Linked DNA regions of Homo sapiens: all the other regions are linked to region 3. A link is a loop called in an ENCODE intact Hi-C map of the cell type or tissue named here. Cell type or tissue: PC-9. All regions are shown on one strand. Each heading gives the region's core, and the rest is flanking DNA. Links, peaks and the distances in the headings are about the cores only.

What was found. Peaks named below come from ENCODE experiments on the same cell type or tissue, not always from the same donor. Only the 100,000 strongest peaks of a DNase experiment are listed, where the experiment ranks them.
Region 1: a loop joins it to region 3, with 12 times the contacts of the local background. A loop is called at or near these places in 101 of 110 quality-filtered maps.
Region 2: a loop joins it to region 3, with 7 times the contacts of the local background. A loop is called at or near these places in 5 of 110 quality-filtered maps.
Region 4: a loop joins it to region 3, with 5 times the contacts of the local background. A loop is called at or near these places in 10 of 110 quality-filtered maps.

Annotation. Positions count from the first base shown.
Region 1 is chr2:70,068,504-70,074,361 of GRCh38, reverse strand. All of the region lies in intron 4 of PCBP1-AS1 (PCBP1 antisense RNA 1), which reads left to right. It also overlaps a transcript of ASPRV1 not described here. Among named protein-coding and RNA genes, the nearest start is that of PCBP1-AS1, 16 kb to the left of the region's middle. RefSeq lists enhancers at 3,204-3,273, 3,211-3,505, 4,952-5,031. In PC-9, for the core only: CTCF peaks have their summits at 3,149 and 3,349; DNase peaks (open chromatin) are centred at 3,341 and 5,135; H3K27ac peaks cover 1,480 bases.
Region 2 is chr2:69,995,158-70,001,015 of GRCh38, reverse strand. PCBP1-AS1 (PCBP1 antisense RNA 1) reads left to right here. Exons shown (of 11, transcript NR_033872.1): 8 at 4,128-4,330. It also overlaps a transcript of ASPRV1 not described here. Among named protein-coding and RNA genes, the nearest start is that of ASPRV1, 36 kb to the right of the region's middle. RefSeq lists a silencer at 3,314-3,568. In PC-9, for the core only: no CTCF peak of the experiment used is centred there; a DNase peak (open chromatin) is centred at 3,305; H3K27ac peaks cover 4,865 bases.
Region 3 is chr2:70,140,023-70,145,880 of GRCh38, reverse strand. No RefSeq gene overlaps it. Among named protein-coding and RNA genes, the nearest start is that of LINC01816, 18 kb to the right of the region's middle. RefSeq lists silencers at 2,253-2,302, 3,233-3,942, 4,430-4,724 and enhancers at 2,633-2,772, 2,783-3,142, 4,363-4,902. In PC-9, for the core only: CTCF peaks have their summits at 2,834, 3,033 (motif pointing right) and 4,722; DNase peaks (open chromatin) are centred at 3,120 and 4,500; H3K4me3 peaks cover 2,389 bases; H3K27ac peaks cover 2,829 bases.
Region 4 is chr2:69,813,822-69,819,679 of GRCh38, reverse strand. It overlaps ANXA4 (annexin A4), which reads right to left. Exons shown (of 13, transcript NM_001153.5): 9 at 3,486-3,579; 10 at 986-1,081; 11 at 342-400. Among named protein-coding and RNA genes, the nearest start is that of GMCL1, 13 kb to the left of the region's middle. In PC-9, for the core only: CTCF peaks have their summits at 2,322 and 2,532 (motif pointing right); a DNase peak (open chromatin) is centred at 2,569.

The DNA.
Region 1 (5,858 bases), core at 401-5,400, 72 kb after region 3:
AGCCAAGATTGTGCCACTGCACTCCAGCCTGGGCGACAGAGCAAGACTCTGTCTCCAAAAAAAAAAAGCAGTTGCTCTAGATGGCCTCTGAAGTCTCTTTGAACTCTGATGTTCTGTAATTGATCATAGGAAGTAAGAGTAACACCTGCTTAACACCTGCTTAGCTCCTTGAGTTTGGGGCAATGGTATTTGTGATTTCTGTTTTTTTTTTTTTTTTTTTTTTTTTTTGAGATGAAGTTTTGCTCTGTCGCCCGGGCTGGAGTGCAGTGGCGAGATCTCGGCTCACTGCAAGCTCCGCCTCCTGGGTTCACGCCATTCTCCTGCCTCACCCTCCCGAGTAGCTGGGACTACAGGCGCCCGCCACCATGCCCGGCTAATTTTTTTGTATTTTTAGTAGAGATGGGATTTCACCGTGTTAGCCAGGATGGTCTCCATCTCCTGACCTCGTGATCTGCCCATTTCGGCCTCCCAAAGTGCTGGGATTACAGGTGTGAGTCACCGCACCTGGCTGTGAGTTCTTAGAGAGTCTGCCTTGTGCAGGGAAGATGCCAGATTCTAGGGCAAGGGATGAGCCGTCTCCCTGAAGAAGGTAGATCTAGGTTCTTTTTTGAGGCTGGTTGCCAAGGGAACCCAGCCTCTGGCCAGCAACAGCCAGCAATGCTTTGGTTGAGGCTTGGGTACACATAATGAAAACAAGCCGCACATTTAGGTTTCATTCCTTGCCTTTCTCCCATCTCCACCTTTCCTTTTTCTTTCCTTGTTAAGCTGCTAGTTTTAAACACATTCATGTGTCAGACACTGTTTTAAATACTTAACAAAGTATCGTTAAGTATCGTTAAAGATTAAATGAAGTATCATTTAATCTTCACAGTAATCTTACAAAATAGGTACTCTTATTCTAAACAGAGGCAAGTAGAGTTAAGTAATTTGTCCAGATTTACTCAAGAGAAAGTAGTATCAAACCCGTACTTTTAGCTACTAAGTTGTACTGCCTGGTTGGATATTTAAAAAAATAGAAGAGGGACTTCTTAGTTATTTATTAGTGGTTTTTGTTTGTTTTGTTTTTATTTAGAATAAAAACTCTTGGAGCTGAAAAGAGCCTTTGAAGTAATTTTATGCAGTCTCCTTGTCTCCAGCCTGCCATCCAATTACAGGAATGTTTTCTATCATTCTCCTGACAAATGATCTTTCAAGTTCTCTTTGAATACCTCCATTAATAGGGGAGCTCATCAGTTCTTAGGACATCGTTGTTGAAAAGCTCTCATTGGTAGAAATATAATCATAATTTTTTGAGATAGGGTCTTGCTCTGTCACACAGGCTGGAGTGCAGTGTTGGATTACAGCTCACTGCAGCCTCAACCTCCCTGGCACAAGCGATCCTCCCCCTCAGCTTCTCCCTTCTCCGAGTAGCTGGGACTACAGGCACATGCCACCATGCCCGGCTGTTTTTTTTTTTTTTTTTTTTAGTTTTTTATAGAGACAAGGTTTCACTATATTGTTCAGACTGGTCTCGAATTCCTGGGGTCAAGTGATCCTTCTGCCTTGACCTCCTGAAGTGCTGGGATTACAGGCATGAGCCACCATGCCCTGCAAAAAATTATTATTTTTGTTTTTATTTTATTTTATTTCATTTTATTTTTGAGACGAAATCTTGCTCTGTCGCCCAGGACAGAGTGCAGTGGCACAATATTGGCTTACTGCAACCTCTGCCTCCTGAGTTCAAGTGATTCTCCTGCCTCAGCCTCCCCAGTAGCTGGGAGTACAGGCACTCACCATCATGCCTGGCTAATTTTTTTATTTTTAGTAGAGACAGGTTTCATCATGTTGGCTAGGCTGGTCTCAAACTCCTGACCTCAAGTGATCCTCCCGCCTCGGCCTCCCAAAGTGCTGGGATTACAGGCGTGAGCCACTGCGCCCAGCCACCTGGCCTTTTTTTATTTTTAAGAGATAGGGTCTTGCTTTGTCACCCAGGCTAGAGTGCAGTGGTGTGATCATAGCTTACTGTAGCCTTGAACTCCTGGGCTCAAGTGATCCCCCTGCCTCAGTCTTCTGAGTAGCTGGGACTACTGTGTGCCACCACACCAGGCTAATTCTAAAAATTTTCTGTAGAGGCTGGGTGCAGTGGCTCACACCTGTAATCCCAGCACTTTGGGAGGCCGAGGTGGGTGGATCACTTGAGGCCAGGAGTTTGAGACCAGACTGGCCAATGTGGCGAAACCCCATCTCTACTAAAAATACAAAAGTTAGCTGGGCATGGTGGTTCACATCTGTGATCCTACCTACTCGGGAGGCTGAGGCATGAGAATTGCTTGAACCCAGGAGGCAGAGGTAGCAGTGAGCTGAGATCGTGCCACTGCACTCCAGCCTGGGCAATAGAGCGAGACTCTTTCTCATAAAAAAAAAAAAGAAAGAAAAATTTTTGTAGAGACTGGGTCTCGCTATGTTGCCTGGGTTGGTCTTGGACTCCTGACCTCAATCAGTCCTCCCGCCTTGGCCTCCCAAAGTGCTGGGATTACAGGCATGAGCCACTGTGCCCTGCTGAAAATTATTTCTTGTTTTGAATTGAAATCTAATTGAGACTTCTCATTAATTTAATTTTTGTTTTTATTTATTTATATTTGAGACGGAGTCCCACTCTGTCACCCAGGCTGGAGTGCAGTGGCACGATATCGGCTCACTGCAACCTCCACCTCCTGGGTTCAAGTGATTCTTCTGCCTTGGCCTCCTGAGTAGCTGGGATTACAGGTGTGTGCCACTACGCCTGGCTAATTTTTATATTTTTAGTAGAGATGGGGTTTCACCATGTTGGCCAAGCTGGTCTGGAACTCCTGACCTCAGGTGATCCTCCCACCTCAGCCTCCCAAAGTGCTGGGATTACAGGCGTGAGGCACTGTGCCCGGCCTAATTTTAGACCAGTACCCCGGAACTATACAGAATAAATGTAATACATCTTCCACATGCAAACTCATGAACCTTTGAAGACAGTCTTCCTATGTGTAAGACATATTTGCAGTTTATCCTAATACCTAAACTTGCTTTCAGTTCAGATCATTCTGCACAGAAACAATTTCTACTTCTCCCTACTTTGTAAATGCAGTCTGACAAATCTGTGCTTCACTTAGGATTATTTAGTTACAAGGTGAGTATGCTTTCCTTTCCTCCTTGAAGAATGAATTGATGGTGAGCTAAGTCTTTACAATTGTCTGTGAGTTTGGAGGGTTTGCAGTCTCCTACTCTTGTAATCATTAGGAGGTCAGGCTGCTGCCCTGCTGCATACGCCATCAGAGCTCACAAAATGGCTGGAAGTTTATCCGGGCACTTGACAAACTGCATTTACTTCATCAGGCCACTAGGTGATGAACAACTCACAAACCCAGACTGCCAGGGACTGTGGTGTACAGGGCAGTTTCTGTTTATACTTGGAAAGGCCATTCGAAGTCATCTGGTCCAAACTCATTAAAAGGTTTTTGTTGGGGAGGGGAAACATGTTTTTTATATAGTTTGTCTTTCCTGGCTTTGTTACAGTTAAATGTTAATTGCCTGGGACATTTCCTTTTTTTTTTTTTTTTTTTTTTTTTGATACGGAGTCTCACTCTGTCACCCAGGCTGGAGTGCAATGGCACAATCTCGGCTCACTGCAGCCTCCGCCTCCCGGGTTCAAGCGATTCTCCTGCCTCAGCCTCCTACAGGCGTGCGCCACTGTGCCCAGCTAATTTTTGTATTTTATTTTTTTAGTAGAGACAGGATTTTGCACTGTTAGGCTGGTCTCGACCTACTGACCTCATGATCGCCCGCCTTGACCTCCCAAAGTGGTGGGATTACAGGCGTGAGCCACCACTTCCAGCCAAGTAGGACATTTCTTTGAGTGATTTTCTTAGAAGGGGGGCATGAGTGGTACTTTCAAAGTCTTTTTATGTCCAATTTCTTTTTAACCTTCGTGTATGAATGATATTGTGGTTAGGTTTAGAATTCTTGGAATACTAGTCCTAGTCTCGACAAAGTCTAAGTAGCTTTCCAGTGTTTTGAGTTTCTGGTGATACAGATGAGAAGTCCAATGGGATTTTTTTTCCTTGTAAGTAATAATCTGTTCTCTTGTTCTGGAAGTTTGTGAATTTTTATTTATGCTTAGAGTTTCCTGTGGTATGCTTCTGGTATGTCTTTTTTTTTTTTTTTTTTTTTTTTGAGATGGAGTCTTGCTCATGTTACCCAGTCTGGAGTGCAATGGCACGATCCCAGCTCACTGCAACTTCTGCCTCCTGGGTTCAAGCGATTCTTCTGCTTCAGCCTCCCGAGTAGCTGGGATTACAGATGCGTGCCACCACGCCTGGCTCATTTTTGTATTTTTAGTAGAGATGAGGTTTCGCCGTGTTGGCCAGGCTGAGGTGTATGCCTTTTAAAAATAACACTTGTTGGCACTTGATGAGCCTTTTAGACTTAAAAACTTAAAGTCTTTTTTCTGTTCAAGGTTGTTTTATTGCTTCCCTTTCTTTTTTTTTCCAACCTCCTTACTTTATAGAACTCAGAAAGGTGAAGTGACTTGTCCAAGCTCATATAGCTAGTTACAGATGAACCTCAAGCAAATAACCTGACTCCTTTGATGAACTAGACTTTTGTGTATTGAATATTGCTCCATTGAGAGGGCCATTATGAACAACTTAGAAACTTTTTAGTGAGACAGGAATTTTGCCAAGCCTTTGTGGGGAGATGAAGAAGGAAGAAGAGATAAAATTCATTATTTGTGGCCCATTTGAAGGGCTAAAGAATTCGCAAGTTCCCTGGTATCTCAGTTATTGAGCTACCCCGAAGCTCTAAAATGTAATAAAACCAGGAAGTTGCTTGAGCACTTGGAGAATTAGATTTTTAGTAGTCAGGAGTTGGATAAATGTGGTCATGCCCTATTGTAAATATCAAAAACATATAAATGGCATCCGAAGGCTTGGAGACAGACATCATAAACCATGTCTTATCAGTGGTCTGGTTTCTGTTTTGAGTTCCAACCTGGGATGCTTCTGTGGGAACCACCTGTTCCTGGCTCTGTTGATCTTTGGATTTCCCCAGCCCTTCAGTCCCTTTCAGTTTTGAAATGAAACCTACCCCAGAGGGCGAGGTCAGGTTACGAAGAGGACTTTGACAGCTCACCTTGGGTTGTTTTTTTCCCCCAGAGCTGTCTAGTGTGTGACTGTGTGAGGTGTGAGGCTCAGCAGGCTGTGATACAGATTAATTGATGGTGAATCAGCTGTTGGGTAAGGCCTGGGCTGTGTCATTTTTTGGGTAACCAGGAAAACATGACCAAATACATTGTCTTTCATCTATAGAAAGTTGAAACTTAAGGGTACAATCACCAGAAAGCTGCCCATGATCTCTGCCTTTGGTTTACTGACGAAGGAAAGGCTTTTTTTTTTTTTTTTTTTTTTTGAGACAAGAGTTTTGCTCTTGTTGCCCAGGCTGGAGTGCAATGGCACAATCTCTGCTCACTGCAACCTCCGCCTCCTGGGTTCAAGTGATTCTCCTGCCTCAACCTCCTGAGTAGCTGGGATTATAGGCATGTGCCACCACGACTGGCTAATTTTGTTATTTTTTTTTTTTTTTTAGTAGAGACGCGTTTTCTCCATGTTGGTCAGGCTGGTCTCGAACTCCCGACCTGAGTCAGGTGATCCGCCCGCCTTGGCCTCCCAAAGTGTTGGGATTACAGGCATGAGCCACTGTGCCTGGCTGAAGGAAAGGCTTTAACTTGCCTTCATCTTTCCTCATTTGTAGATCTTCCTTACCTCCTTTCTATTCACATCTCTAGCTTCCTGCTGCTGCTCTAGCTACTAAACCTTTACATAATGTGCCTTTTGGAATTGGTGCTTTGGAAG
Region 2 (5,858 bases), core at 489-5,488, 140 kb after region 3:
CACTGGGGATTAGCATTTTTGAAAATTTTGCAAATTTGATAAGCAAAAACAAATAGTATATCATTGTTGCTTTAGTTTGCTTTCCTTTTCCTTTTCTCTTTTTATTACTTGGACTCTTTTACAGGCCAGCCGTTGGTAATTCTTTCTGATGAATTATCTGCTTATGTGCTTTATCTAGTTTTCTTTTCTTTTTCTTTCTTTTTTTTTTTTTTTTTTTTTTTTTTTTTGAGGCAGGGTCTTGCTCTGTTGCCCAGGCTGGAGTGCAGTGGCGTGATCACAGCTCACTGCAGCCTCAACCTCCTGGGCTCAGGTGATCCCCCACCTCAGCTTCCCAAGTAACTGGGACTATAGGCGCATGCCACCATAGCCAGCTAGTTTTTGTATTTTAAGTAGAGACAGGGTTTTGCCGTGTTGGCCAGGCTGGTCTCAAGTTCCTGAGCCCAAGCAATCCGCCCACCTCGGCCTCCCAAAGTGTTGGGATTACAGGCGTGAGCCACCGAGCCCAGTCAGTTTTCTGTTTTCTATTGATATATTTCTCCATTTTTCCCACTTCATTTGTGTAGTTTATTATTATTATTTAGTGTGGTATATTATTTTTTTCTTATTTATTTTAAAGATGTATTCAGGCTATTAACTCCTTGTCTGTCATATATTACGTGTGTGTGTGTGTGTGTGTGTGGTTTTTTTTTTTTTTTTTGGAGATGAGGGTTTCACTATGTTGCCGAGGCTGGCCTCAAACATCTGGCCTCAAGTAATACTCCTGCCTTAGCCTGCCCAGTAGCTGGGATTACAGGTGTGAGCCACCTTGCCCAATTCTCATATATTACAAATATTTTATCCTAGATTATCACTTGTCATTTAGTCTTGTTCATTTTTAAAGCATTCATGAATCTAAAATATCCATGTAATCAAGGTAGTCTGTATAGGCTTTCCAAACCATGAGGCTAGAGGTGGCCATGACTCGAAGCAGGGAGGCCAGCAGGGAGGCGGCTCCTGCCAGAGTGCAGATGTGGCAGGATGAGGCCGAAGGTGGGGCAGGGCTAGAGAGGAGGCGAGCGGGGCCAACTCAAGGCAGATGAGAGAGGGGACCAAGATGTGGTGACCTTGGGTGGGAGAGGGAGGAAGGAGGAGGAGCCCGGGGTGACTCACAGGTGCTGACCCGGAGGAGGGCAGGGTGTGAGCAGGTAGAGGATGAGCCAGGATTGGGACTGTAGGAAGGGGAGTGGTGGGGGTGGGGTGCAGAGATCGTGACAATTCCCTTTGGGATTGTTGTGTGGAGGCTCCTGGCCAGATAAGTCACTGGTATTTGGATCACTAGGACTGGGCTGGTTTCTGTCTTTTTTTTTTTTTTTTTTTTTTTGAGACAGAGTCTTGCTCTGTCACTCAGGCTGGAGTGCAGTGGCACGATTTCAGCTCACTGAAACCTCTGCCTCCTGTGTTCAAGTGATTATCCTGCCTTAGCCTGCCGAGTAGCCAGGATTACAGGCATGCCCCCACCACACCGGCTAGTTTTTGTATTTTTGTAGTAGAGACTAGGTTTCACCATGTTGGCCAGTCTTGTGTTGAACTCCTGAGCTCAAGTGATCTGCCCTCCTTGGCCTCCCAAAATACTGGGATTATAGGCATTGTTTCTGTCTTTATATCAGTTTCAGGAATACTTCCGCTGCAGAATTTATATTAATATATTCACACAAATTATCTCAATATTTTAGTGAGTTTTTTTTTTTAATTTGAATCTTAATCTAGCTGGGCACAGTGGTGTGCACCTGGAGTCCCAGCTACCTGGGAGGCGGAGGCAGGAGGAATGCTCAGGCCTAGGAGCTGAAGGCTGTAGTGCGTTGCGATTGCACCTGTGACTAGCCACTGCACTCCAGCCTGGGCTACGTAGTGAAACCCTGTTTCCAAAAAATAAAATAAATATTAATCTAGATGGAATCTGTAGTATTTTTGTGAATTGTGAAAGTTAAGGAGTTAACTCACTGTCATTGACCTCCACCTGGGGCAGCCCCCAGTCCCTGGCCCAGAGACAGTCCTGTGGGCCCTCAGAGTCCCTGTGTCGCTGCTGCTGTTACTGCTATGGCTCTTGGCCTGTGCCCGACTGCTGACTGCCATCAAGCCCACTGTGTTGGGGTTTCCTGTCAGTCATGCCCGGAGCCCTGCCTCTAGCCAGTGCCCTCTCCCAGCCTGGTTTCTTTCGAGCATTTCCTGCGGGTTAGCTCTGGGGATCTTTTCCTAGCCTGTTCTTACCTGTGTTATTGCCAGAAAGAAATCTTTTTTTTTTTTTTTTGAGACGGAGTCTTGCTCTGTCACCCAGGCTGGAGTGCAGTGGCGTGATCTCTGCTCACTGCAAGATCCGCCTCCCGGGTTCACGCCATTCTCCTGCCTCAGCCTCCTGAGTAGCTGGGACTACAGGCGCCCACCACCGTGCCCGGCTAATTTTTTTTTGTATTTTTAGTAGAGACGGGGTTTCACCGTGGTCTCGATCTGACCTCGTGATCCACCCGCCTCAGCCTCCCAAAGTGCTGGGATTACAGGCGTGAGCCACTGCGCCCGGCACCAGAAAGAATTCTTCACAGTTGCTGGCATTTTTATGGCCTTTCCCCAGTTTCTTTAGCAGATGCATATTTTTCTCTGTTTCAGATTTGCTAGGTTCTTTTTTTTTTTAAGTGACTTTTTAAAGGATCTTTTCTTATTGGGGAATGACAAACATAAAGTCACAAATCCTAAGCATACATCTCAGTGAATTTTTACATAGGTATTCACTATGTCCCCACTACCCTGATCAAGAGACTTCTTTTAGCGTTAAGAAGCTATTGGTGGGAGGTTGGGTGGAGAGGGAAATCATAAATGTGTCCCCACACTGCTTTTTTTTTTTTTCTAGAACTATCAGGAAATGGTGTGAGGAGGGGAGCCACATATGAATTTCGGCTTTATAAAGGGGTATGGAGAGCACAGCGGTTAGAAGTCAGGCTGGTCATGAGCTGGTCCTGCCCCTCACTAGCCCTGAGACTTTCTATGCCTCAGTTTCAACAACTGTAAAATGGGAGTAGAATACAGCTCCTGTCTCATAGCATTGTCATGAAGATTACATGAGGCAGTGCACGTAAGTGCACAAAAAATGTCAATTGTTGTTTCTCTTGTTATTAATAACGATGAGGAAGAGGCGGCCGTAACCGTGGTTCTTAACTAGGAGTATGTGTCAGAATCACCTGGGGCACTTTTGCAAAAATACACATGCTTGACCCGGCCAGATCAACTGAGTCAGGATCTAGATTTTAAATGCCTCCCCAGGTCATTCTGTTGCTCATCTGTGGTTCAGTGCCATCGGGCTGGAGGTGGCCATGACTGGAAGCAGGGAAGCCAGCAGGCGGCCCCTGCCAGAGAGCAGGTGTGGCAGGAGGAGGACGCAGCTGGGGCAGGGCTGGCGAGGAGGAGAGCAGAGCTGACTTGAGGCAGACAGGAGAGGTGGCCAAGACATGGTGACTTTGCACAGGGGAGGGAGGAAGGAGGAGAAGCCCGGGGTGACTCACAGGTGCTGACTTGGACAAGTGTGGTGGAGGATGAGCCAGGGTAGGGACTACAGGAAGAGAAGTGGTGGGGGCAGGGCACAGAGATTGTGACAATTCCTTCTGGGCTCCTGGTGAGGATAAGTCAGTATTTAGATCTCTAGGCCTAGGTCGGTACTATGGTTCTGGGAGATGTTGGTGCGGAGGAGATGGATAAAGCCATGGGCTTGGTCATTGAGTAAAATGTAGAGGGCAGAGGAGGGCCAAGTTCACAAGCATCCTCCTCTGCAAAGGCCTGCGTCCATTTTTTTTTTTTTTTTTTAATAGACTGGGTCTTGCTCTGTCACCCAGGCTAGAGTGCAGTGGTGCGATCATAGCTCACTGTAGCTTTCAACTTCTGGGCTTAAGCCATCCTCCTGCCTTAACTTCTCAAAGTGTTGGAACTATAGGCGTGAGCCCCACACCCAGCCTCCTTGTGTGTCCACTTCTTATTCTGCCTTACCTAGAAATAGAGAAGAGCTTGTTTCTCATGCAATAACCCCTGCTGAGGACTGTTGGAAAATAAACTGTCCCCTCATCTGAAGATGAATAATAACTTTGGGTCATTTTCTTTCTTTACAGGTCACAGAATTTTCCACACTCCTTGACAGAGGTGCTTAACCCTTATCCATCAGCATTCTCAGACAGCACCTCCGGTTAGGGACAGTATCTGACCGTCCGACATCCCTGCAGCCCCCATGTGTCACACAGACTCAGCCTCAGGTAGATGGTTTCCGTAGATGGTGGCTTTCTTTGGACCCTTGACATCAACCAGTTACTATTTGGTAAGAACTTAAGTCATTCCAGTGCCTCTCTCAGAAGCATTTGCATTTAGAATTTCAGGTGTCATAGAAGTAATGAAAGACGTTGCATTCCTGAAGGAATGAATAAATTATTCATTTTGTTGTTCTGGAACATCACTGCCCACTAGAATTTACCATGATGATAGTAATGTTCTCTGTGCTGTTCCATGAAGTAGCTACTGGCCACATGTGGCTATTGAACATTTGAGATGTGTCCAGTGTGACTGAGGAACTGGATTTTTTCATTTTAATGAATTAAAATTGAATTTTTTTTTTGAGACAAGGTCTTACTCTGTCACCCACGCTGGAGTGCAGTGCTGTGATCATGGCTCATTGCAGCTTTGACCTCCTGGGCTCACATAATTCTCCCACCTCAGCCTCCCAAGTAGCTGGGACCACAGGTGTGTGCCACCACACCCAGCTAATTGTTTTTTTTTTTTTTTTTTTTTTTTTGAGAGATGGGGGTCTCCCTATATTGCCCAGGCTGGTCTCAAACTCCTGGGCTCAAGCGATCCTCCCTTGGCATCCCAAAGTGCTGGGATTACAGGGGTGAACCTCGACACCCCACCTTAAAATTGTAATTTAAACTGAAAAAAGGAAAACAGGCACTATGAAGTTGTATTCTCTGGGTTGGTGAGAGCTAGGGATGTTATGCTGATACCCCACCTGACTGCTCCACTACCAAGTGCTCCCCAAAGAGATTTGGAATAAAGGAGGAGGAGGCCTTGGTTCTTAACTAAGGATGATTCCAACCATCTGCAAAAGCAGGCATCAAGTAGAAGATTACTTGGCTGTTTCCACATCGAAACCAAATGGGCTTTCTTTCTCCCCCTAACGCTGGCCTCAGCCCTCATTCTGCCTGCATGAGAAGGCGGTGTCTAGTACTGCCCCTCCCAGGCCTCTCCAGGCTTCCTTCTTCCTGCTCTTCCCACCTTGGGACAATTGCCCCTGCCCTCCCTTCTGCCCTGTGTCCCTCTTCCTGCTCCCACCACAGCAAGCCCCACCTCCTCCAAGAAGGCTTCCCAGACTCCTCTGTCCCTTCCAGGTGAGGCTAGTTCTAGGGCCCTGAACAAATTCCATTTGGCTTCCCAACTGAGGGTAAGGTGGCAGGGATGGGTCTTAGGAAGATCAACTGCAGGATGGATGTGAGTGTAACCACTGTATTTCTGACTTCTTCGACCACTGCTTATGGTGAGAAAGATATCTCCTGTCCCAAGCAGGACACACCTCAATGTATGGATACATAGCACTGAAGCAAAAGTTTTTTTTTTTTTTTTTTGAGGCAGAGTCTTGCTCTGTCACCCAGGCTGGAGTGCAGTGGCGTGATCTTGGCTCACTGCAAGCTCCGCCTCCCGGGTTCGCACCATTCTTCTGCCTCAGCCTCCCGAGTAGCTGGGACTACAGGTGCCCGTCACCACGCCTGGCTAATTTTTTTTTTGTATTTTTAGTACAGACGGGGTTTCACTGTGTTAGCCAGGATGGTCTCGATCTCCTGACCTCGTGATCTGCC
Region 3 (5,858 bases), core at 358-5,357:
ACACTCTGGTTCTAATCTACTATGGCCCTGCCTCTACCAGTACTACTGTTGTCTCAACAGATTGCTTATATATATATATAAAACAGATTGCATATATATATACAAATTTTTTTCTTTTTTGAGATGGAGTCCCGCTCTGTCACCTAGGCTGGAGTGCAGTGGCGCAATCTCGGCTCACTACAACCTCCGCCTCCCGGATTCAAGCAATTCTTCTGCCCCAGCCTCCCGAGTAGTTGGGATTACAGGCATGCGCCACCACACCCAGCTAATTTTTGTATTTTTAGTAGAGATGGGGTTTCACCGTGTTGGCCAGGCTGGTCTTGAACTCCTGACCTCAGGTGATCCACCTGCCTCGACCTCCCAAAGTGTGCTGGGATTACAGGCGTGAGTCACGGCGCCCAGCCAGATTGCTAATATTTAGAAGCTACTTGGGGACCTCCAAACTCTAACTCCAAGAACTATCCACCCAAGAGATCTGTAGGCCTGCCACCTGACTTTCAAGGTACCAGATGTCATCAGCCCTGTGGCTTTGTGGGCCCACTAATTCCCAATCACCTAAATTCACCCCATCTTTCAGTGACTGCTGTCCTGGGTTGGTGCCAATGCCCTGCCCTTCCCTCCAGCCCACATGTGCATACACAAGCGCACACCATACATACTCCAGCCCTCATCCAACAGACACTGTTCTGTCAGAACCTCAGCCAGCTCCTCCTATCCCTGGTTCTCCCCTGTCCAAAAACGCCCAGAATATGCCCTCAGCTAGAAGAACCCAGAGAAATCTCACTATACCCTGCTGGAGGGGATGGGCAGGGGCTGCTCTCCCTAAGCTCTGTGAATTATAATAACTAGACCCTGTAAGTCACAGACAACACAAAAAAATCACCCACAGGGGGGCAGCCCTTTGTCTATTAGTGAATTTTCTCAAGAGATCTGCTTACCTGCTTCACCTATTTCTTCTTCCTTTAGCTCCCAGATTCTGATTTCCTGGTTTTCCTTTGTGGCAGATCATATTTTCTGACACTCGTAGGAATTTTTTTTTTTTTTTGAGACGCAGTTTCGCTCTTGTTGCCCAGACTGGAGTGCAATGGCATGATCTCGGCTCACCATAACCTCCACCTGCCGGGTTCAAGCAGTTCTCCTGCCTCGGCCTCACCAGTAGCTGGGATTACAGGCATGCGCCACCCATGCCCGGCTAATTGTGTATTTTTAGTAGAGACGGGGTTTCTCCCTGTTGGTCAGCCTGGTCTCGAAGTCCCGACCTCAGGTGATCCGCCTGCTTTGGCCTCCCAAAGCGCAGCGATTGCAGGCGTAAGCCACCGCGCCCAGCCTTGATTTTTTTTTAATCCTCCTTACCGACCTTGCTCCCTGCCTGCCTGTCTTCCCATCATCCAGTTCTGCAAGCGCCCTTCGCATCTACCATCCCACCTGCTGTACCAAGCGAGCAGGACGACTTACTTTATTTACAACAGCACTTCTCAAACTTCAATGTGCACAGGAATCACCCAGGGACCTAGTTAAAATGCGTATTTTGATGTAGAAGCTTTATTTTTTAAATTTTTTGAGACAGAGTTTCAAAAACGTGGGGGGAAAAGGGAAAAGATAGGTAGAAAATGATTCTTAGCACCCCCAAGCATCTTTAACCTTTCATTATGTTTACTTCCAGCCTTTTTCATGAAACAAAATTGTGGTCTGACTGTATACAGTGGTATTAACTACAAAGGTTCCTAAGAAGGGACATCTTGGTTGCCCAGGCTGGAGTGCAACGGAACAGTTTTGGCTCAATGCAACCTCTGCCTCCCGGGTTCAAGCGATCCTCCTGTCTCAGCCTCCCAAGTAGCTGGGATTACAGGCGCCCGCCACCATGCCCGGCTAATTTTTGTACTTTTAGTAGAGATGGGGTTTAGTAGAGACGGGGCCAACATGTTGGCCAGGGTGGTCTCAAAACTCCTGACCTCAGGTGATCCACCCACCTTGGCCTCCCAAAGTGCTGGGATTACAAGCATGAGGCATCGCATGCCGCCCGATTCAGAAGCTTTAAAGTGTGGTCCAAGATTCTGCATTTCCATCAAGCTTCCAAGTGATGCGGAAAGTGCTGGACAGCAGGGAGGCTGCTGGCCTGCAGACTGCACCAGACTGCACTTGGAGTAGCAGGTCTAATGCCTGATACAGTCCTGTAACGTCCCTCCCACCTTTCACTGTCACTCATGGGGAGGGCAGTGCTGGAGATGGGTGGAACTTAACAACTAGTGGCCAGGGCCATGTACCAGTGTCAGCTTTGTGCCACTCTCTCACCAAACTGCTCCAACTGCTGGGGCACTAACCTTGTTCCTTAGAACTAGTTCCCCACTCAGCAGTTCCAGAAGTACAAAGTGGGTTCTGTAGTTCTGTGAATTCCCTGCACAACTTTTCACTGTCTTCCCCACTCCCACCATCTTGCAGGTTCACAGTTTAGAGCCTGGGTTTGAAACCCCAGTCTGCCACTCTTTTATGCGCGGCCTTGGGCATGACTCTGAGCCCGTTTCCTCCGGATGATGTGAACAGTGATTAGATACCGTGGACGAATCACTCATTTTGTCCATTGTTTGAACTTTTCCTCTTCTACCTGTTCCTCTAAATTAGCCTTGAAGCTAAAAGGTGCTTTTTGTCCCTTCTTAGGAATCTTTGTAGTTAATACCACTGTATACAGTCAGACCACAATTTTGTTTCATGAAAAAGGCTGGAAGTAAACATAATGAAAGGTTAAAGATGCTTGGGGATGCTAAGAATCATTTTCTACCTATCTTTTCCCTTTTCCCCCCACGTTTTCTATAATTAACAATATTAACTTGATAGGTTTGAAAACAGTCAAAGTAAAATAAACGGCATGAAATCAAGCTTCCACCCGCTCCGCTGAGAGTAGGAGAAGAGAAAGAGAAACGCGCCGACCGCGCCTGGCTGGGGCTGGTCACGCGGCAGCCGCCCCCACGCCTCCGCCAGATGACGTAAGTCACGTTCTCCACTCGCCCGCGCCGCCGCTTCCGGGGGGCTCGGCTGCTTTGCTTCCACCAGGCGGCGCCGCAGGACGCTCAGTTGCCAATGCCTCCTGCGCAGCCGCCCTGGCGCACGGGACACGTCACCACCTTCGCGTCTTTTCTGGAGAGCGCGGGAATGAGAGCGCCGGAGGGTGGTGACGTCACCGGGGTTCCCTGCGTGGCTCGCAGGGGCGGGGCCAGGTACGTGGCGCGCTGCGGCCCGCCCGGGGATCGGGAGGGGAAGGAGAACAGAGAGGGGGAGGGGAAGGAGGGGGAGGGGAAACCAGCGGGACGGGGAGGGGCGAGGTGGGTGGTGCCGATGCCTAGTCTAGCCAGGGCTGACCGGGCCGCGCCCGCCTCGTGACCACTGTGGGGCTGCGCTGCGGGAAAGGTGCTGACGAGGCGGGCGCGCGAGCTCGGCGGGGAGGGGTGCGGCCGGTCGGCGGCTGGCCGGTCCCCGACTTCCCGGCACCCTGGGCGACCGCTCCCTCGTGCGAGCGGGACCACGCCTGGACCGGGGCCCGCAGGTTTTACAGGGCAGCGGGGGGGATTTGGGGCACGTGGGGTCGGGCCGCACCCCGACCTCGAGACGGCGCGGCGCTGCGAGCAAAGAGCCGTCGCGCCCGGAGCCAGGCCCCGCCCTACCTGGGATCCCGTCGCCCTCCCGTCCCCGGGCCTACACCCGCCCCACCTGGGATCCAGTAGCCCTCCCGCCCCCGGGCCTACACCCGCCCCGGTCAGCTCCGGCCAGGTCGGGGAGGAGGAGGGCACGCGCCGGGAGGACCGCGACTGGCCGCCTGGAGCCCGTGGCTCAGGCTTTCCCAGCCGCTGTTTTCCCCTTTGTACATCGGGATCCGCTTCGCACACTTAGTTTCTGCCTAGCACATGCTGGGTGTTGTGTCCAGATACACTAATTCTTTTTCCCCTTCTTCCCCGCCAGTCACTAGAGCCGGTCTGGAAGGGCACTAACGCCTGGGTAGTCCTTCAAACAAAAAGCGTTGTGTGTCTTGCTTACTGGCCGTTAATAGAAGTTTCCCCTTGAGAGTGGCTTTGGTTAGGAAAAAGGTGGCAAAGGGCCCATCCCTGAACTGATTAGTTGAGCCTGGGACCTGATCAGAATTGAGGGGAGGAGTGTTACCAGAATTTTCTCTGTGCCCCGCACTTGCATAAGTGCTTATGGCTAGGAGCCCTGTGTAGGGCACACATTACCTTGGGGCGCCCTTCGCTTCTTTCTCCTCTTGCTGCCCCTTCCCGGAATCTCTCACCTCATGACGTGACTATGGTCAAGTCATCGTTTCTGGGATGGCCTGACCCCTGGGGACACGCCAGCCTCCAGGAGCTTATATGAGGCTGGTTTACCAGAGTAGACAGTGTAAGGCCCTGTCCTGGAAGGAGGAACATGAATATGTCCTGAAGTGCTTGTGTCATGTGTCAGGGGTTGTGCTAGGCTTTTCACATGAGTGATCTCATTTGATTCCCACAGCGGTCCTGTGAGCTAGGGGGAATCATCATCCCTCTATGTAGTTGAGGAAACTGGTTCCGCCGGTTTAAGCAACTTACCTCACATTTCACAGTAGGGAGGTGATGGTTGTAGGGCTTTGGCAAGAAAGTGTCAGTACCTGGTCAGGCCCCTAGGGTGTGAGACGCTCAGGGCCATCCTGGAGGGTATGGGTGAAAGCATGTAACACCGTGGGTTTCCCCCCCTCTGTCACCCCATTCTCTTGGCCACCGCTACCATTTATATCAAGGCAAAACCAGGTTAGGTGGCAGATGGATAGTGTTCGAGGCAGAAGAAGCCCCAGAGGGCAAAGACAGGGCAATTCCTTCTACCCCTCACCCCACACACACTTTGCTTTGGTCATGGATGGGTTAATGGAAGGACTCCTGTGTATCAGACTTGGGTCTTTTTTAGCACCATCTGGCAGAAGTCACCTCTCCTCACACTTGCTGCTTCTACAAAACATTGTTCACTTGGCAGTCAGCAGTGCAAAAGGCAGAAGTGTGGTGCGTGTGTGATTTGGATTCAGTGGACCCCAGAGACAATTGTGTTGTTTGCATTATGTTGCGATTGACAGCCCATAGACACTGCTGTGTTGTATGTGGAACCACAAAAGACGAGAAAGGCAACAAAAGCAGACGTTCCCTCTCCTTTTAAAATTATCTTGTCGCTGGGCACGGTGTCTCATGCCTGTAATCCCAGCACTTTGGGAGGCCGAGGCAGACGGATCACGAGGTCAAGATCGAGACCATCCTGGCAAACATAATGAAACCCCGTCTCTACTGAAAATACAAAAATCAGCTGGACGTGGTGGCGCGTGCCTGTAGTCCCAGCTATTCAGGAGGCTGAGGCAGGAGAATCGCTTGAACCAGGGAGGCGGAGATTACAGTGAGCCGAGATTGCGCCACTGCACTGCAGCCTGGCAACAGAGCGAGACTCTGTCTCCAAAAAAAAAAAAACAACTTGCCTGCAGGATTGGATAGAGAAATTCCCAGGAGAAAGCAAACAAATAAGGGTGCAGGCATTTGTCCTTCAAAACAGGCGGGCAGATCACAAGGTCAGGAGCCAAGACCACGCCATTGCCCTCCATCTTGGGCGAGTGAGACTCCGTCTCAAATAAAACAAACAAAAAATCCCCAGGGCTTTGTAGGTAGACGCTTTTTGGCTTTGAACAAGGCAGGTAGCTTCAGTGTTTCAGATCAAGGAGTGGATGTAGGTTGAAGTGGGCAAATCACTTGAGGTCAGAAGTTTGAGACCAGCGTGGCCAACATGGTGAAACCCTGTCTTTACTAAGAATAAAAACATTAGCTGGGTGTGGTGGCACACACTTGTAATCCCAACTACTCCGG
Region 4 (5,858 bases), core at 334-5,333, 330 kb after region 3:
CTGGCATTCTTGCTCCATACTTCCTCACTGAGAATCTTGGGCAAACTGCATATCCTTTCTATGCCTCAGTTTCCTCATCTGTAAATTGGAGGTTAGTAATAGTACCAGCCTGATAGAGCTGTTGTGGGGATATAATTAATCTATTAAAAACAGTGATCCATACATCCTAAGTACTCAGTAAATATCACCTAGTATTATTATTAGCAGGCACTCACTGAAGTATTTGATGAATTGAATTGGATCTTTCAGAGCAAAGTTTGGATAGGGGATATAAGTAAGCTTAAGAAGGTGGACACAAGATAACTCAAATTCATTTAGATGCTGAAAATAAGGCCATTTACCTTCATCGATTTATAGAGCTTTTCAGCAAAATATGCAGATTTGTTCCTCATGCACTTTACTGTCAAAGAAAAAAAAAGAAGAAATGAAAAGATTACAGATAAGACCCATGAAAAAAGAAAAGTGACAGTTGTTTCCTCTGTTTCTACAAGGTATCAATATTTGCTTTGCCAGGGAAATTTTAGCCAAGCAATGTTTCATGAACATAGGCGATGCTCTATGTATTTTCACAGATAGAAAGTACCCTCAATTTATCATCAAGTTCCTGGAGAAGTAATTGATAAAGTCTATCAAAGCAAAGGGTGGTATTTCATTTCAAAATAAGGATTACTGTATCTGCCATATGAGACAGTTACTAGTTCTAACCATTCACAGACTTGCAAGCTGCAGCCTGTATATCTGCACATTATTACCTTTCACATAGGACATACAAAGGCACAGAAGATATAAAATATATAAACCACATGGCACAATAGCAATCAGGTTGTATATAATATTTCTTGTTTAAAAATCTGGAATGTAACATGAGTGATTCATGATAAACAACTTTTATCTCTAAAAATAATTCTATATCCCCATATTGCAAACTGATAATGAGAAGGAAAATCTATAAACATTTGTTTCTCTACTCCCCCTACCAGCTTACCTATAGCCAGCAGAGCATCTTCAAAGCTACCAGATGTTTCAGATTTAATACTCTGTTCAATATCCTTCTGTGATATCCTTTTGTATTCATCAAACACTGCAGACAATAACAAAATAGTATTATTGGGAAGAAAAAACAGAGGAAACTAAAATTTATGGAGAGAATGAGCATTTTTAACTAGCCTACACTATTTATTCTTTGGCATATTTCAGGAGGAAACTAATTAGTAATGTGGGCAAGCAGCCAGGAGGGATGTGCAGAGTGGAATGGGCCCCAGATAAGGAGGAAGAAATGCTGTGATGTTTGGAGGACATCAGTCAAGTCCTTTCCCTTATCTGGGACCCTCACACATAAAATGGAGATGGCCTCTGGGGAGCTTTGCTTTCCTTTCTCATTGTTTCCTTAATAAGCAGAATGTGTCTTTTTGTGTTTTTGTCCTTGGCAATCACCTCCCTGTCATCTCCCTTTTGGCTCATCAAAACTAGAACAATTCAACTGCTTCAGAACTGAGTCACAGTTAATAACAGCTGGTTGCATCTTTTAAAATACTTAAACATAATTACATTTGTTGTTGTTTTTTGCCAAGTATTTTTGAATGTGGTGAATATGTTCCCCTCTCTTGCTGTCTCCTTCTGGAAACTTCTTAGAGCAGGTATCTATTTTATCTTCTCACCATCGCCTTCTTTGGGGTGCTGCCTCACTTCCATCAATGTGATTTTAACAGGGCTGTCAATCAAGGGACACCATACCCAACAACATACACCACAACCTCTGTCAAACACGTGAGCAGTTGACCCAGTCAGGACCCGTTAGACTCTCTCCTGGGAACTTTTTAATTGAGCAGCTCACGGGGATGGCCAAAAGCACTGCATCATCTTTACCCTCAGAGAAACCTATTAAACTTCCTGGGTGTCACACTCAGAGATTCTAATTCAGCCAGTCTGAAGTAGGGGGTCAATATTTAGCATTTTTAATAGAAAACGAACTTCAGAAACTCTGCTTTAGAAATAAAATCCATTATTCCCTTCTACTGAGACCCCCAGAACTGCCTTGATTTCTGTTCTTCCTGAAGGTGTTCAGCTGTCTGTTCAAATCTGTGAGCTACCAGTATTTTCCATTTTCCCTCCTGTGCCATTCTATATTATTTCATCTTTTCTTACTTAAATTGAAGTCAGTGTGTGTGGCTTGGAATCAAAGAACTTAATTGACACATTTTCTAAGCCTCAGTTTTCTCCACTGTAAAATGGGGAAAATAATTACTGCTCCATTGAGTGTTGCAAGAAACAATGCTTATAAAATGCTTAACACTGCACCTAGAAAATAGAACATTATTAACAAAACGGTAGTTATTATGAAATCTCACCATTATTGTTGGTTGGTAAGACAATTATGAAGTTTTCCTAGTCCAAACAGTGCTTAAAATATTTTCTCCCAGTGGCTTACAAACAGATATTTCATAACTGCCTAACTATTGACTTGTACCCAGAAGTGAAAATTCTTGCAAATGCATTTATGCACTAAATCGGCTTCTGAGGACCTGCAGTTCTTGGAAAACACCACCAGGGGGAGATTCCTGTTATTTGTAACCAGGCAAGGGAAGGAAGTGAAGAAAGAAGCTGAGTCAGAAGTTTGTGTACCTGATGGTAGCCCGGGATATTGATTAACAGGAGTAATCACCTGTTTTTTTGTCACTGTGAAAAACCTGAAATAATTACAACTTCAGAATGTGTTGTACTTCTCAATTGCTTTATGTTTTCAATTTAGCAAACTCATTCTCAAATTTCCCACAAGCTTTGCAAATCAGTGTGTGTGATTAAAAGGGTATGGTGGGTGGGTTTATAAAATTATAATGTACTTAAAGATCTAAAGAACTCGTATAAAAGATGAAATATCTTATTATATCCTTACTTGCTTGTTTAAAAGAATATGAACCTGACAGCAAATATTCTAAAATTGTCTAGTATCTTTCCCCCAAATAAGTTAAAATCACATTACAAAGTTTATATTTATCAGAAACAAATTAGAAACATATCAAATTTGAAATTATCCACTATTCATCTTATACAACATAACCCCTAAAGAAATCACTTGTATTAGCTTTACAGCTTGGATATTACACAGGAATAAATATCAACCAACATTGCTATTTTATTGCTACCTGATCTACTACAGATTACTTTCATATGTAACTACATTAGAATGAAAATACTGGGGCTACTTTAGAAAAAGGACTGACTGTGAAGGTCAGTTTCCTAGAAACAAGAATGCCAAACTTCTATGACTACATGCACTTTTTCTAATTATTCATAATTAATCTTTCAGAAATTAGCTTTCATATACATCATTGGACTAATACATTTCCAGGGTGAGAATCTAAGACACTTGGGTACAATCAGTTCTTTGTACCAACTGAAGGAGGAAGGTTATCAACTACTTATGGGCAATATAGTTTTTGCTATCTTTCACTCCTTTTCTTTGGGAAATGAAGTAAGTGCCTTACCATGCAACAGGTGATTTCGGTTCCGGGAACAGAGAACAGTTAGAAATTTCACCTCATCTGTCCCCCATTTCTTCTCTCCAGCCTCATACAGGTCCTGAAGCCAAACAAAGCACAGGTCTAAAATTCCAAAAACGATGTGCCAGGACACAGGCAAATATTTCCAGAAGCTCAAAGAGCTGAGCTGGCTTAGTTTTATTTTGTTGGTGATGGGGTTGGAAATGGTAGTGGTGAGTGGAAATGACTCAGGATCCTTCCTCAGGCATAAGGCTGTTGGGACCCTGTCATACCCCCCTGGGAGTCAGGGCAAACACTAGCAGTTCCCTAGCTGGAGACTACATGGTTCTATCTTAAGAGCTAAAAGAAATGCCCTAGATTTGGGCTGTCCCCTACAGTTGCCACTAACCACATGTGGCTGTTTAAATGTTAATTGAAATTAAATACAATTTAAAATTCAGCTCTTCAATCACATTGGCCTCATTTCAAGTACCCAGCGGCTACAGGTAGCCGGTAGTCACCCATACAGGACAGTGCAGATGTGGAATGTTCTCATCACTGCGGGGAGTTCTATTGGATAGCCCTGCTCTAGAATGATCTGTGATTTTCCTGAGGCTACAGGTCTCACAGTAGAACCAGGGACCCATTGCCAATTGCTTACATTCCAACCAGGTAGGAATATAGGAAACTCATTCTGCTCAATTTAACTACATTATTGCTCAATCAGAATTACTGTTCATTTTTAATAAGCAGCTTGCCTGTTACATTTCTCAAAAAGATCTTAACTCACACATATTGTGGCTCATTGGGCTTACCTCCATATACTCCCCCATTTTTTCACTTCTTTCTCTGATTCCCTCACTGCTTTAGAGTCAATTCACATAATCATAAAAATTTAAAGCTGAAAGCGTTCATCTAATTCACCTAATTCAAAAGAGTTCATCTTATTCAGCACTTCTGAAACTTGAATCTCAACAGGCTTGTGACAATTTATTTTATGTCAACTTGACTGAGCCATGGGTTACCCAGATTTTTGCTCAAACATTATTCTGGGTGTTTCTGTGAGGGTTTTTGGATGATCCAATATGGAGGAGGGGCCCTCATACAATCAGCTGAAAGCTTTTGTTTTCAAGAAGAGGGCTGACCTTCCCAAGAGTGAGAGGGACTCCTCCTGCCTGACTGCCTTGAGCTAGGACATCAGTTTTTTTCCTGCCTTTGGACTTGAACTGGAACATCAGCTCTTCATGGGTTTCCAGCCTGCTGGCCTTCAGATGGGAACTGCTCCTAGTTCTCAGGCCTTTGGACTCAGACTGGAACAAAACCATAGGCTGGCCTGCATCTCCAGCTTGCTGATTCCCTCTGAAGATCCTGGTACTTGCCCAACTCCATCCTCTCTCTCTTTCTCTCACACACACACACACACACACACACACACACACACACACACACACACACACCCCTCTGTGTCTCTCTCGCTCTCTCTCTCTATTGGTTCTGTTCCTCTTAAGAATTCTGACTAATACATTGCTTTAATTAATAAAGCATAGTTGTGGGCTGGGCACGGTGGCTCATGCCTGTAATCATAGCACTTTGGAAGGCCAAGGCAGATAGGTTGCTTGAGCCCAGGAGTTTGAGACCAGCCTGGGCAATATGGCAAAACCCCACCTCTACCAAAAAAATATTTAAAACTTAGCCAGGCATGATGGCACACGCCTGTAGTCCAGCTACTCAGGAGGCTGAGGTGGGAGGATCACTTGAGCCTGGGAGGTGAAGGTTGCAGTGGGCCGAGATCATGCCACTGCACAACAGCCTGGGAGACAGAGCAAGACCCTATCTCAAAAAAAAAAAAAAAAAAAAAGAATAAAATACAGGTTAGTGGAAGTGACACTGATCTCTGAGGCTAGATCATAAACAATCATGCAACTGCCATTGTTTCTATTGGAATGCTTGCTTTCTGGGTGCTCCTTCTTGAAACCCAGCTGCCGTGCTCCAAGAAGCCCAAGCCACACACATACCTCTATCCCCTCTAATGAAAGCAACAGGTTCTTTTTTTTTGCATAAAACAAAGTTGTTCATACCTCACAAACTGAATGGAACCAATCCCTCATTATGGTTATGTATTGGTTAAGAATACTGGGTCTATGGTCAGGCGCGGTGGCTCATGCCTGTAATCCCGGCACTTTGGGAGGCCATGGCAGGTGGATCATTTGAGGTCAGGAGTTCAAGACCAGCCTGGCCAACATGTTGAAACCCTATCTCTATTAAAAATACAAAAACTAGCCGGGTGGTGGTGGTGCATCCTGTAATCCCAGATACTCAGGAGGCTGAGGTGGGAGAATTGCTTGAACCTGGGAGGGGGAGGTTGCGGTGAGCTGAGAT